Linked DNA regions of Homo sapiens: regions 1, 3 and 4 are each linked to region 2. The links are chromatin contacts, found by Hi-C or POLR2A ChIA-PET in ENCODE. All regions are on one chromosome and are shown on one strand. The core of a region is the stretch at or near the end of the contact, and the rest is flanking DNA. Distances in the headings are between cores, read along the strand shown.

Region 1 (3,519 bases), core at 604-3,103, 260 kb after region 2:
CGCCCATGCATTCCATGTTGTATCCTCATGACAACCTTTCTTGGTAGATGCAATGAGAGTGGTAAAAGTTACTAAGTGGTCATTACGACCTAATGAGTTCCTACTCAATGAGTCAGGCACTGTGCTAGGCATCTTACAAATTTATTGCATATAATCTTGACGGCAATGAGCAGTATCCTCAGTTTACAAATGAGAAGTTGAGGCTCATGGGAGATAAGTGGTTTCCCAACCCTGTACATGTAGTTAGTACAAAACCAGGACTTTCAGATCTGCCTGATTCCAAAGCCCATTACACTGTGGTCAACCAGTGCTGGGCCTGGACCGTGGCTGGTCCATAACAGGGTTTTTACTAGTCAGAAATACGGAAGAGTAAGCAGAATGTCATGAGTTCTTCCTTAAGCTAATTTTTTTCTTCTTAAATGACATATTATCCTGAGATGTCCCCCTCCCAACCATTTGATGTAGAAAGTCCTGTGGGTTTTTTTTTTATATATTACTTGTCAGAGAAAACTTTGAGCTTCTTCTTAGCAAAATAAAAACTTTCTAACCATATGTCAGTCTCCCAAGTCATTTTGGAAGTGTTGCCATCTATGAAATCTAAAAATCATGGAAGTTCTGTGTATGCAACTTTCTAGAACATATTCCTTCTAAAAGTGAGAGAAATATGAACCAGCACATTGCTGTGAGTTCTGCTGGTTCAAAATTGGATGAGTTGCTGAATTCCATGGGCACCAGCAGCCAAAAATGGAGATAAAATAAGATCAAGTGTCATCTTCCAAAATGTACAGACATACCACCAGTGACATTCAGGCATTCTACGTCCTGGTTTATAGACACCCTTTTTCTAAGTTTTAATAGATACTAGAAAAGTACCTAGCATTAAACCTGGGTTTTCATGAACATTTTTCCCTAGAAAATTTTAAAAAGAAAGAAAAGTTTTTTTCCCAGGACTTAAAGAAATATTTTATGACTAATCAATACTATAGGTAGTACTTGAGAAAAGAAAATAATTGTGAAGATAGGACCTGAATTACTAAAATGTGTGAAATAGTACGATAATATGTATAAAAGTGCCTCATGCATAAAAGGCCCCAGTAAATGCTTTCTTCCTCCCTGATTCACATGGTGAGCAAGTGGCGGGGGCCCAGGACTAAACCTCATAGCATCAGACTCCCAGTCCAGTGCTCCTTCCAAGAGGCCTTTCAATTGTTTTCTTTCTGTCTACCTACCTCACACTGTGTCCTTCATCTCTCTGTCTAGCCCCCAGGAAAAGTGCAGCAAGTGCAGGTATTTCTGAAATGACGAGTGGCTCGCAAAAAGGATCTGATGAGTGTTAATAGTAAGCAATGTGTACCTAAGAGTGTAGACACTATTAGCATTTGGAAAAATAGGAATCTGAACTGAGAACTGGAAGGGCCCTTAGAGATCATCCCACACAAACCCTCTTTTTACAGATGAGGAAGTTGAGACCCAGAAACGGGAAGTGCTTTGTGCATGGCCAGAGAGCTCGTTGCTGATCAAACCAGGACAAGCATCCATATGAAACACGCAAATGTAAAATTACATGAAAAAAAAAAACCCTTTACCTCCAGATGTACTGCTTTCCAGAAAAGTGGCGAGGAAATACCACAAAAATACCTTTACTTCAAAAAATTTGAAAATGTTGAAGGTCATGCTTCATATTGTGCCAGGCAAGAGAACATTGTACATAATTGTAAATCACCATTGGAGGAGGTGGTCCTGGTTGTATTCTTTTGTTTGTTTGTAATACACATAACATAAAATTTATCATCTTAACCATTTTTAAGTGTACGGTTTGGTGGTATTAAGTTCATTCACATTATTGTGCAACCATCACCACCATCCATCTCCGGAACTCTTTTCATCTTGCAAAACTGAAACTTTACCCGTTAAACAATAACTCTGCATTGCCCCCTCCCCCAACCCCTAGCAACCACCATTCTACTTTCTGTCTCTGTGAATTTAACTACTCTTTAGATACCTCATATAAGTGGAATCATACAGCATTTGTCTTTTGTTGACTGGCTAATTGCATTTAGCATAATGTTCTCAAGGTTTATCCATGCTGTAGCACGTATCAGAATTTCCTTCCTTCTTGGTTGTATTCTTAATGCAACATAGCTTGTTCTCTGTGATCTGCTGATTATAACCATCGTCGCTGTGAAGACTTTGGCGTGCTTAACATTTTTGTGACTTCTTTCCAGTGGGGGAAATAGATAGCTCAGTTGTGGACGATAGCAGCAATGGGAAGCAGTATTTGAGAAGAAATCAGACTCTCTTCTTCCAGTCTTTTGCAAGTAGGTGACACAAGAGGTAAACAGAATTGCATGCTGTGCCCCTCCACATCACCCCCTATTTTCTTTGTTTCTTCTGCCCAAGGCTTCAGTCAATCAGAGAAGCAATGAGAGTTGAAGATTTTAAAAGTGGGTTTTCAAATAAGACAAGCTTGGGTTCCAGTCCTACCTCTGAAACTTACTAAATATGTGATCTTGGGTAACGTGATTGAACTCTCTGAGCCTCAGTTCTGTAATCTGTACATAGAGATAATAATACTTTTATCAAAAAAGCATGTCTTTTTTTTCCTTCTGATTGATGAGATGCTTTCTGTATTTTTTCTGGATTTAAACATAGTTTCCAAAGTTAAAATATTAATAGTACTTTTCCCTGTCCCATTGGGTTGTTTAGAAATGTAATGTGATATATGACATTTTGGCCTCTCTGAGATGTCTTGTTCCAGCCCAAAGATTATTAGGGAACCTCATGTCATTTGAAAGGGGAGAAAGATAATTTATTGATAAGGTTCTGCATGTCATATGTATCATTTTTTTCTCATCAAAAACACTGAGTAGAACTCTATTATGATACTTGGTCCTTTACTTCATACTTTTCTATCTTCCCAGCTAGTCAGAACCATGCCCACCCCGCAGTTCCCACCCCTTGGTCAGTACCTAGCATTATGCCCAGAAAAACTACAGATGCTTCTTCACACTCCCCTCCAACCCCCACACCCCCATTACCAAAGTGTTTCTATAATGCTCTGGGAATCAGCATCTCAATTCCCCCATGGCCTCATGGTTAAACATACCATTCATTCGACCTCTCAACTGTGACAAAGAAGGAAGCCTGGGTGTAGAAACTGATTTCAGCTCCCCTCTGAAGTTGGGCGTCTCTCTTTGCTGACCACTTGGGAATTTTTTTTTCTTGCTTCTGACCCACCTCTCCCCTTTCTTTTGATAAACAGGACAGCTGTCCCCAAAGGGATGAATCCATTACCTTTCACCAGAGTTGAGTTCGTTTTCCATTTCATCTTTCTGCTTAAAGAGAAAGCCCTTTAAAAGCGCAGCGCATACATTGAGTGCGTGTACTTAATTTTTAATATGTGTGTGCCCACAGCCAAGAGAACAGAGAACCTTAAATAATAATGAAACTGAATTGTACATGTCGTATGTTTTATGTGGCACTGATTCCTAAATATGCTCCTAGCAGCCAGGTATTATT
Region 2 (3,246 bases), core at 275-2,774:
AAGCTCCCCACCCCTTCCCACATACCTTGCCCTATGTACCTCTTTGTCTGGCTGTTCATTTGTATTTGTATTCTTTATAATAAGCCAGTAAATTTAAGTAGAGTGTTTCCCTGAGTTTTGTGAGCCATTATAGCAAATTATCAAACCTGAAAAAAGGGGGTTATGGGAACCTCCAGTATGTAGCTGATCAGTCAGAAGTATGGAAGGCCTAGACTTTTGATTGGCATCTGAAATGGGAGCAGTCTTGGATTGAAGCCTTAACCTGTGTGATCTGCCCTTACTCCAGGTAGTTAGTTTAGAATTGAATTGTGGGACACCTGGTTGGTTTCTGAAGAGTTAGAGTATTGGTTAGTGTGGGAAAATCCCTCACACACGTGATGTAAAAATTGTCATGAGTATGCAGAAAAAAGTTTTTCCCCTTTAGTGGCAGTTTCCAGAGTTTGTAAATATCTCTGCTTCCCAATCTTTTGTGCCTCCTGTCTGTCTGGTACTCCACCTCTGTAGTAATGGCAGCAGCAGCAATTCTAGTAGTAGTCACAGTGGTGTTTCTCTAGTAGAAGCTGTAATAGTAGTAGGAAGAAGAGGTGTAGGAGTAGTATCAGTATCATAATTTCCCATTCCTAGTTTCAGAAGAGATTGAAAGGCTAAGTGACATGCCTGAGGTCACATAGTTAATAAGTAAACGGCAAAGCTATCGTTCTGACTGGGAGCTCTCTTACTTCAGAGCTCACCACTAGACTGTGGGTAGTTTTCAATCCAGTCACACTAAATGCCAGTTATTTCCTTACATGATTACCTCTCCCACAAGATTCAGAACTTCTTGAGGAAAAGGACATATCCAACTGACCTTTGTATCTGTAGAGCCTAGCTCCAAGGCTGGGCGTATCCATCAGTTTTAGACATTGAAATCAGGGTTTCTTAACCTTGGCACCATTGACATTTTGGGCCAGATAATTCTTTGTTGTGGGGCTGTCCCATTGTGCATGACAGGATGTGTGGCACCATCCCTGACTTCTACCCACTAGTTGCCAGTAGCACATATCCCCACCCGCAGCCAGATAAACCAAAAATATCTCCATGCATTGCCAGCTATCTGCTGGGAGACAAAATGTCCCTGATTAAGAACCACTGATTTAAATTAAATGAAGGCCAAGGAGCCTTGAGTAGTGTTCATATCCGAAAAGGGCATTTTCAGAATTGTTCAGGCTGCTGGATCTCTCAAAGATGATGATGTATTTTCCAGGCCTCATGTGTCTGGAGCACAGGTTGCCTGTGGTGGTGGCTGCAATGATCTCAGTGTGCCAGGCCTTCACGGGGAATACCAGAGAGGGTCCCTCTGGAGCAGCTCTTACTGGGTCATGGAGACCATCTGTCTGGCATGGTACCACCTGGCAAAATCTCTTTGCCTTAACCAAAAATATGCTTTTGTAAATTTCCTGGCAAAGCAGGGGCTGCATTCTGTTTCCTGATTTCTCTCTTTTATTTCCAGATGTGTCACTGGTGACACATAGAGCCCAATGAGAACTCTGTTGGAAACTCAAGTTTCTCATTCTTCGCCAGCTCCGTTGTCATGATTTTCCCACCGTCTAAGCCAGTGTAGGTTACGTTACCCACGTGCTGGTTAGTGCTTGGATGTCAGTTTTCCTTTTTAAATTCTAGATCTGTAGCATGCTTTAGGGAGGAAACTTTATGGCTTATTACACAAATGGAGTTAACCCTTCCCTGCTTTGCAGTGTTTTTGTTAGTGACAGAGACATGAATTCAAGATCTGCCATTTATTATTTGTTTCATTTTGGACAACATGCTTAGCTTCTTTGATCCTTGATTTGTTTACCTTCAAAACAGAGTAACCTACCTGTCCTGTCTACCTCCATGGGATTATTATTAAAACACAATAAGATAATCTGCTCAAAAGGCTTAAACTCCCTAGTATGATTTACTATCAGTATACCTTTTGCACCCAAGAAAACTCTACAGTATCATTGTTCATGGGCACCAAATTGTAAGTTCAGTTAAGGCAGACTTTGTGTCTTTTTCTGCCAGTTTCTAGGACCTAGAAGGTATTCAGTAAATATATGGTGAATGACAGTATGAAAAAAATTGGGAAGTCAGATTCTGTGGTTCATTGTACCAGTGGGGGCTGGAGGGAGGTAAGTGAATGGTTTGTGTGGCTTTGTGTCATTTGTATTTGTGACAGACATTCCAAGCAATAGCATTTTCAAGGGTTCACAAGTGAGTGCCTGCAGAGGCAGGACACACTTAACACTCTGGCAGATATGCGACAAGACAGGGTAGGGAGGGGCCCAAGGGAACTAGAGAGGGCATACCCAGCTGTCTTAGTCATTTTGGGCTGCTATTAAAAAATGCCATAGACTGGGTGGCTTATAAACAACGGAAATTATTTCTCACTGTTCTGGAGGCTAGGAAGTCCAAGATCCAGGCCCCAGTTTATTCCATGTCTGGTGAGGACTCACTTCCTGGTTCATAGGTAGCCATCTCCTCTGTGTCCTCAAAAGACGGGAGGAGTAAATGAGCTTTCTGGGATCCATTTTACAAGGGCCCTACTTCTTCATGACCTAATCACCTCCCAAAGCCCCCCCCACCTCCAAATACCATCACCTTGAGGATTAGGTTTCAACACAGGAATTTTGAGGGGGGGATACACACACTGTCTATATTGCCAACCTAAAGACATTCACAGTTACACATTTTGAAGTCTCTGCATCAGCTAAACAAAATATGTCTTTGGGCCAATTTAAGTCTTCAGACAAAAATTTACAACTCCTTATTGACAGAGTACCTAATATAAATACTGGGACAGATGCGGGGCAGATAAAGATGAGGTGCTCAGGATCCGGCAGCAGTGATAGACAGGAAATTAGTGAGACAATGAGAATATCCAAGATACATGGAGAGCTTAGCCCAGCACTGTCCAATGTCCTTTACAAATGACAACTTGTATTTAATCCTCACAACAGCCCAATGTGAGTTAGTGGATATTATGTCCCCTGTTTTATAATGAGGACCCTAAGGCACAAAGAGGTTGATATTTTGCCAGAGGCTTTGAAGCCAGTATCTGGGGAATAATAAAATGCAACGTGTATGTCCAATGACAAAGGAAACACAGAAGCCCCCTCTTAGATCTCACTACTTCTACTCCTGCCCCTCCAGCCCCTCCATTTGAAGATCCCTGAGGGATCTGAAAATGCAACTTTGATCGTGGCACAGACCAGTCCTGAGGTTGGT
Region 3 (3,359 bases), core at 852-3,351, 420 kb before region 2:
TAGGCACTAGAGTCCAATGTGCTTTTTTACACCTGAAGTGATGTGATCACAGTCAGCACTTTAGGATTTTTGCAGGAGATTTATTCATGGTTTGGGTGGACTAATACTAGCCAATATGTGAATCACAATAAATTCTCTCTGACCTGGTGATTCTCCATTTGTACCCCCTTCCCAACCAGATCTGTTCTCTGGTCTGCACTGTGCCATCTGCACTGTGCCATAGAGAGGTTAATGCCCCTGATTGCCTCGGGGGACTCCTTTGCCTCCTATCTTCCAGTTGGGTTTAGCCAGTGGTAGGCATCGGCAAGAGATTAAAGGGTGGGAGGAGAAAGAGGTTGGGAATTTCCTCCAGCTCTTTCCCTGCTTCTGTGCCAGGGTCTGCCAGTGGCCGGGTTCCTCTGCAACCGTAGTTCCTGCCAGCAGCCCCTCCTCCATGGCTTCAGCAACATCTCACCCTCTTCCTGTCCTTGCAGATTCAGGGTAGCAATGGTTCCCTGGTGTTGCAAGTCTCTGAGTGCTTCAGCATCTCTCATTGGTTTCCTTAGCTCTGTCCCTATCCCTATAAATTGTTGTCCCTTCATCAAATCCCACTTCCAAGTCCGCGCTGCATGAGCCTTCTTTTTCTTGATCATAACTAGTCATGCTGAGAACTTACCCGATACCAATTACCATTTATTGAGTACCTACTGTGTACTTGGGGCTTCAAATGCATTTTTTTTTCCATTTAATTTTCACCACAGCTCCATGAGTTATGGACCATTTATATCCATTTCAGGAATCCCAAAAACAAGGCAGGCATACATTTAACATAGATGTTAAGTAACTTGCCCAAAATTATATAAGCCTTTTGTCCAGAGTTACACAGTTAGTCAGGAGCAAAGTTAAAATTCACACCCAGGTCTCTGGACTCTAAAACTCATCCTCTTTCTGTTGCTCTGCGGTCACTGAGTCAATTCTTATAAATGCTTAATTTGTCAGACTCTGGAAAACCAGTAACGGTAGCAGTAGTAAAATCTCTAGAGGAAGAGGGGATAGGGTATTCCGTGGAGGCTATAGGTCTTCTTGAGGAATGGTGGATCTTTAAGTAAAAGTTCCAGAACTTTGCCATTCCTGCATTGGTGGAAAACGCAATGGCAGGTGATTCACCAAAATATCCCTTGCTTCACAATGTGCAGTTCCTCTGTGGAGGGGAACTTAGCCCTTACTGAGTTCAGAAAGAAGAAGAAACTCATCCATCCAAGACCCACAGCAGAAAGCATAAGGGTTTATTTATAGAGAAGAATTTTATTATTTTTAAAAATCACTTGTGGGCTTCTGCACCAAAGCGTAGGAAAAAGCATGTGTTGGTTGCCAAGGGTCAAGGGAAACCACCTTGTTTTCTTGACAGCGCTGTGGCTGAAACAGCCCTTCCCAAAAACAATACGTTGGGGGAAGAAAGGCAAAACCAGTGGGAGGCCTGAAAATGCTGTGGTTTGCTTTTTATTTTATTTTTTTCCAGTGTCTTTGGGGCTGAAAAAGGCAGTGGAATGAATTCCACAACTAGTTTAAAATGCAGTGCCTCTTGCACTGGGAGCTCCGGGGGCTGCCCTCACATGACTCATGCCTTCCCCAACTCACCTCAGACCTCTCGTCCAGGCCCATCTGTCAAGGATAATAACAACAACACAGAAGTGATGCTGCCTTCACCTCCACCGTAGACTGCAGCGGCTCTTTCTGTTTCCTAAAACTCTTTCATAGTCTAACAAAAATGGCTGCCTTTCTCCTAAGTGCCAGGCTCCTTACTCTTAGGATTTTATCTCATCTGAACCACAACCTTTTGGAGACATCATTGTTATGCTCATTTGACAGATGAAGGAAGCCAGGCTCAGATGATTAAATACCATGCCCCAAATCACACAGCAAGGAGACAAGCTGAGATGTGAAGTCGGTGGTCTTATGCTTCAGAACAGTTCTGGGAATTCGCATTGTCTTCTCATTTTCCGAGGAGGAAACCAAAGTAGAGAGGTGGAGAGGATACTACAGACCAGGGCTCAGGGTGGCCCAGGCAGTGCTATCTCCAGGCACATGGTTCTGTCTCCTGAGGCTGTGACTCATGACGGTGCCAGACCATCAGCTAGACAAACCGCCACCCACTGGGCCACTCCAGCCAATTGCAAACCTTTGGCTTCAGAACCAAACATGTGTCCACATTGGCTCGGATATATCCACAGCCTTGCCTTGTAATGCCATCGGGCCCTCTGTATATTTTAAAAGCAGATGCCTCAGACCTCCAAAAGGCCAAGGGTTGCTTCTCGAATCTGACCTAAAAGGGCCTAACCTCAAGGACAGATCTGAATTCACCTGACATACAGCCCCAGGAGGAATCACAGAGAAAATGCTCTTACCTGGAACACCTCTACACAGACTGTTGCTGTCCTGCATGCTGCTTGCATTGAACTATGTCATTCACCAGCTGTGTGTCCCCAGACAAGGTACTGAACCTCTCTGAGCCTCACTTTCTTCAGAGGACCAGTTTAAGTTTTCACAGTCAGGAATTCATTCCTTCTAAAAACCTGTGCTAAGGAGACATGGCAAGGTGTTCTGGGCCTACAGAGACATGGGCAGAACTGGGGCAGAAGAGCAAAATGGATACTAAAGCTCTAAACCTGCCCACCAAGGTTCATAGTTTATTTTAAATTGGGGCTGTTTTGTGCCATTGCAAAGGAGGGTGAATATGCTTACAGTTATAAAATTCTGCTCTTCTTTCACAGAATTTCAGAGTAGATGGGTTGGTACAAGCTATCTTGTCTGACCACCTCCACATGGTATAGAGATTAAGGCCAGGAAAGGGAAGCCCTGGCTTGACACCTCACAAGGGCTTGAACCCAGACACAGTGCTCTTTCCAATGAGGGTCACTGCCAATCTAAAGAATTCTCTCATCTGCATATTGGACTAGGAACCTCTAACTCATAGCACTTTTCTGAGGATAATAAGAAAAAAGGGATAGGAAAATGTTTTGTACACAAATGCAGTACATGTCTGACAAGAGGTATTATTAATTTCAAATAGTCATGTGATGCTTCTTCAGTGACGCTGAAGAAGGGACCTGTGGCAGGGCTTCTAGGAGGTATGGCTCAACAAGTGTGCTTTAATTTGTCTTTAGTCAGTATACTGACATTATTTAGAAAGTTTAATCAACGTTGAAGGTAGAGAATATCTGATTTGTTTGTCAAAATGAGTGCCTGCATGTTGAAAGTTATGGTTTACCAAGAGTCCCCAACCTGTATGTCTATAGGAACCTGGAGATTAAAGCCTGAAAGTGAGTGGTAAGAATTAAAATCTACCTCCTTCATTATGTTGATGGCTATTTTTTTTTTTT
Region 4 (3,537 bases), core at 687-3,186, 460 kb before region 2:
AGACATCTGCCACCTCCATCATGAAGCCTCTGCCAATCACTCCACTTTGAATGAAATTCCTCCTTCCTTTTGTGTGCCCCAAACTTTGTTGTAGCATCTATCGCAGTCAGCCCCTGAGACCCTCTCCTCCTCTCTAGGGTGAGTTCCTTGGCCTCAGTGCTCACTCACTCCCAGGGTTCTAAGCTTACTGGGCAACGACATATCACTAAGCTGGCTGGTACTCTCTAGGCAAATGCAAATGGCTCAGAAGGTATAACACATTATGCCATCATCAACTATTAATATCTAATATCAGATCAGCCGGCATCATCTTGTCAAACTAGAAAAGAAAGTAAGCTTCTGCCAAACATCTGCCATGTGCTGGGCCACCTTCCAAAGATGCCTCATTCAATCCACCAGCAACCTGGGCAGTAGGTTCTCATCTCGCAATGTGGAAACCAAGGCCCAGAGGAGTGGCTGCCCAGCTTGTGAGTGACAGAGCCTGACTCAAACCCAGGTCTCCCTGTTTATTACAGAGGCAAATCAAGAAACATGCTGTCAGAAGAATGGGCCAAGGCTACTGAGGAAACTGGGCCTAGAAAGGTTAATTTGGATAATAACAAACAATTACAAATGGACAATAATGATATCTAGCTTCACACACTTTGTTGATGCCAACTGTCACCCACTGCTACAGCAGAGGGGCATGCTCCTGAGGCTGGGTTCCTCACTATTAGCTGTGGGACTGCACATGCACTTTACACTGCCTACTCAGGTTAAACATTACCTCCTCTAAGAAGCCCTCCTGGACCTCGCAAGTCCTGGATAGGTACACATGTATTTGCCTACAGAGGCCCTTGTAGTTGCCTCTACATACTTACATATGAGTGTATATAAATATACCTTACACTCTCTCTTTCTTCGTATGTATGGGATACATATACACATACATATATAGATATATACATACACATATACACATACAATATACATACATATATATGTATATATATGTGTGTATATATATAGTATATATGTATATTGTATGTGTATATACCTAACTAAAGCCTCAAGACTTCTGTTGACACCTCAAAGAGGGCTTGAGAGCTGTCCTCTATGCTGAAGACTGCAGAGAGGTGGAGGGTATAGACTTGTTTTCAGTGTTCTTGAGGGGGAAGGCCCAATAGGTGAAAGCTGCAGAGACATCAATTTTGATTCAGCCCAAGGAAAAACTTTCTAGTAGCGAGAATTTCCCCAGGATGCAGCAGGCTCCCTGGGGGAGCCTATGAGCGTGGGCTGGGAGAGGCAACTATGGAGAAGGCTACACTTTAAGTGGTGTAGGGAGGAGTGGGAACTGGATCCCTCTAATGGGGTCTTCTAGTTTTGTGATTGGGGGCTCTTTTACCATAAAAAAAACTATTATTTATTAACCTTCTATGAAGCGCTTATCTCCTTACAAACATGAATTCATTCAACCTCACATTGGCCCTGCAAGGTAGATATTATCCAGTTCATGGATAAGGAAATGAGGCTCAGAGAAGTGGGGTAGCTTGCTCATTAGAAATTGGCATAGAAACATGAGCTGCATCTCACACTAGAACTCCGTAGAATAAACCAGCTGCCCCCACTTTCCTCCAGCAGTTAGGTTCATACAAGTTTTACCCATGTCAGCAGCACAACAGAGTTCATTTGGTTTTGTTTTCATGTTCCTTTACTTCCTCTCCAGTATCTCTACCTTTTTCATGCTGAAAGTTGGCCAGCAGTCCAGACCATCAGATCTAATCTGCTCTGGGGGAGTAGGGGCCTGGCCTGGTTCACAGGCAGTCCCCAGACTGGGTGGTGCCTCCTGAACCCTCTTTATTCCTTCTAGAAGGAATCCACTGTTTACTACCTTGTTCCTGGACCTCTAGACACATTTATAAAGCCACAGAACCTGGGAGGGGTAAGGAGGTTACATGAAGCGTGGCAGCTACAGCTGACAGAAGGTTTCAGAAAGTCCTGTCGCTTCAGTTTCAAGTCTGATGAAAGAAAAAAAAAAAAAAAAAAAAGCTAAGCAAAGCCCAACGAGGCTGCCTGCCAGGAGTCTGTGAAACATGGCCCAGGCCAAAGCCAGTGTCAGCCAAGAGGGAAATTACAGGCCTTAAATGGCAGACAAGTCTGCAAAAGCCTCCTAGAGTTGTGTTTGGCAAATGTTTGTTTGCATACATGTTTGTTTGTGTGGATGTGTTTTTCAGCATGTATTTTTTTTTTTAGTTATGTATTTAGCTCTAAGATCGTTTTTAAAAACAATGTCAAAATTGTACTTTAAAATAATTTATTCCTGGTGAATATTTGGAGCAATTCCATTCAGTTTAGTTCAAGTCAGCAACTATTTACTGACAGTCTATTCCATGCCAGGCACTGAGATTGGCACTGGGCATCCTGGGTTGCTAAAGGGGCTGCCCCATTCTGAGCTAGCTCAGTGGCTGCTGTAGAAAAAAGTCAGCCCAAATGCCCATCAATGATAGACTAGATAAAGAAAATATGGTACATATACACCATGGAATACTATGCAGCCATAAAAAGGAATGAGATTATGTCCTTTGCAGGGACATGGATGAAGCTGGAAGCCATTATCCTCAGCAAACTAACACAGGAACAGAAAACCAAACACCACATGTTCTCACTCATAAGTGGGAGCTGAACAATGAGAACACATGGACACAGGGAGGGGAACAACACACACTGGGGCCTGTTGGGGGAGGGGAGTGGGGAAAGCATTAGAGAAAAGAGCTAATGCATGCTAGGGTTAACACCTAGGTGAAGGGTTGATAGGTACCACAAACCACTGTGATACACATTTACTTATGCAACAAACCTGCACATCCTGCACTTATACCCCAGAACTTAAAAGATAAAAAAATTAAAAAATTAAAGCAAACAACAAACAAACAAACAAAAGTGATAATCAGGTGAGAGAATGAGGAAGAGGAATATTGTTTTCTAAATGAATATAATAGTTGGCTTTATTTTACAGTAAACATGTAGTTTCAAAAATATTAAAAACAAAGCACAGACAACTTGACAAATTACCATTTGTTCCACCACCTAGAATTAACTAATTTTTATATTTGTCATATTTGAATTATACATTTGTATGTGTATAAAAATTTTTAAAGTGTTATTAATAAAGCTGTGGTTCTCCTCCAAGAAAAAAGAGAAAAAGACACATGCATGGAAAAGAATCCCAGAGGACCCTTGGGCCCAGATCATTTCAGTCCGGTGTGGCTGGGACAAAAGAGGGAGAAGCCTTAGTTCTTGGGGGAGAAGGAGTCAAGTAGGACTTTACAGGCATACAAAGGTCTGGAGGGGGCCCTTCCAGGTACAGGAAAGAAACCTAGGGGAGCTCATCTGAAGGTCAGGGATGGATGACTTGCTCAAGGTCCCACAGCTAGAAACTGGCAGCCTGAAGATTTGAACTCAGGTCTGTCACATTCTTCTCCACCCCAGCAAATAAACCTGAAGGTGAAAGCTGTGTGATTTGGCTGGAGGGCTATGTCCAGCCTCTTTAAATCCTTC

Evidence for each region. A loop is a pair of places that touch in the nucleus more often than their neighbours do. ChIA-PET counts read pairs that join two places held with the same protein, here RNA polymerase II (POLR2A). Pooled maps may share reads with other maps.
Region 1: a loop to region 2 is called in a map of PC-3, with 7 times the contacts of the local background. The contact joins two enhancer-like sites. A Hi-C loop is called at or near these places in 10 of 168 maps with a recorded cell type or tissue (Calu3, GM12878, PC-3 and 6 more), 30 of 37 single-sample maps with no recorded cell type and 21 of 50 pooled maps. POLR2A ChIA-PET finds 5 or more read pairs at or near these places in 4 of 52 experiments (AG04449, BJ, MCF 10A and 1 more).
Region 3: a loop to region 2 is called in a pooled map, with 18 times the contacts of the local background. The contact joins two enhancer-like sites. A Hi-C loop is called at or near these places in 6 of 37 single-sample maps with no recorded cell type and 10 of 50 pooled maps. POLR2A ChIA-PET finds 5 or more read pairs at or near these places in 1 of 52 experiments (MCF 10A).
Region 4: a loop to region 2 is called in a pooled map, with 7 times the contacts of the local background. The contact joins two enhancer-like sites. A Hi-C loop is called at or near these places in 3 of 37 single-sample maps with no recorded cell type and 7 of 50 pooled maps.

The regions. Positions count from the first base shown.
Region 1 is chr1:59,695,423-59,698,941 of GRCh38, forward strand. The region is part of intron 14 of FGGY (FGGY carbohydrate kinase domain containing); the gene reads left to right. Among named protein-coding and RNA genes, the nearest start is that of MIR4711, 36 kb to the right of the region's middle. Within about 2 kb of position 1,854, at least 3 of the 41 ENCODE cell types and tissues checked have a DNase peak (open chromatin) inside an H3K27ac peak, as active enhancers do.
Region 2 is chr1:59,432,192-59,435,437 of GRCh38, forward strand. All of the region lies in intron 5 of FGGY (FGGY carbohydrate kinase domain containing), which reads left to right. Among named protein-coding and RNA genes, the nearest start is that of FGGY, 140 kb to the left of the region's middle. Within about 2 kb of position 1,525, at least 5 of the 41 ENCODE cell types and tissues checked have a DNase peak (open chromatin) inside an H3K27ac peak, as active enhancers do.
Region 3 is chr1:59,006,695-59,010,053 of GRCh38, forward strand. No RefSeq gene overlaps it. Among named protein-coding and RNA genes, the nearest start is that of LINC01358, 12 kb to the right of the region's middle. RefSeq lists enhancers at 1,134-1,243, 1,514-1,563, 1,584-1,633, 1,674-1,743. Within about 2 kb of position 2,102, at least 6 of the 41 ENCODE cell types and tissues checked have a DNase peak (open chromatin) inside an H3K27ac peak, as active enhancers do.
Region 4 is chr1:58,966,800-58,970,336 of GRCh38, forward strand. No RefSeq gene overlaps it. Among named protein-coding and RNA genes, the nearest start is that of LINC01358, 52 kb to the right of the region's middle. RefSeq lists an enhancer at 1,783-1,942. Within about 2 kb of position 1,937, at least 26 of the 41 ENCODE cell types and tissues checked have a DNase peak (open chromatin) inside an H3K27ac peak, as active enhancers do.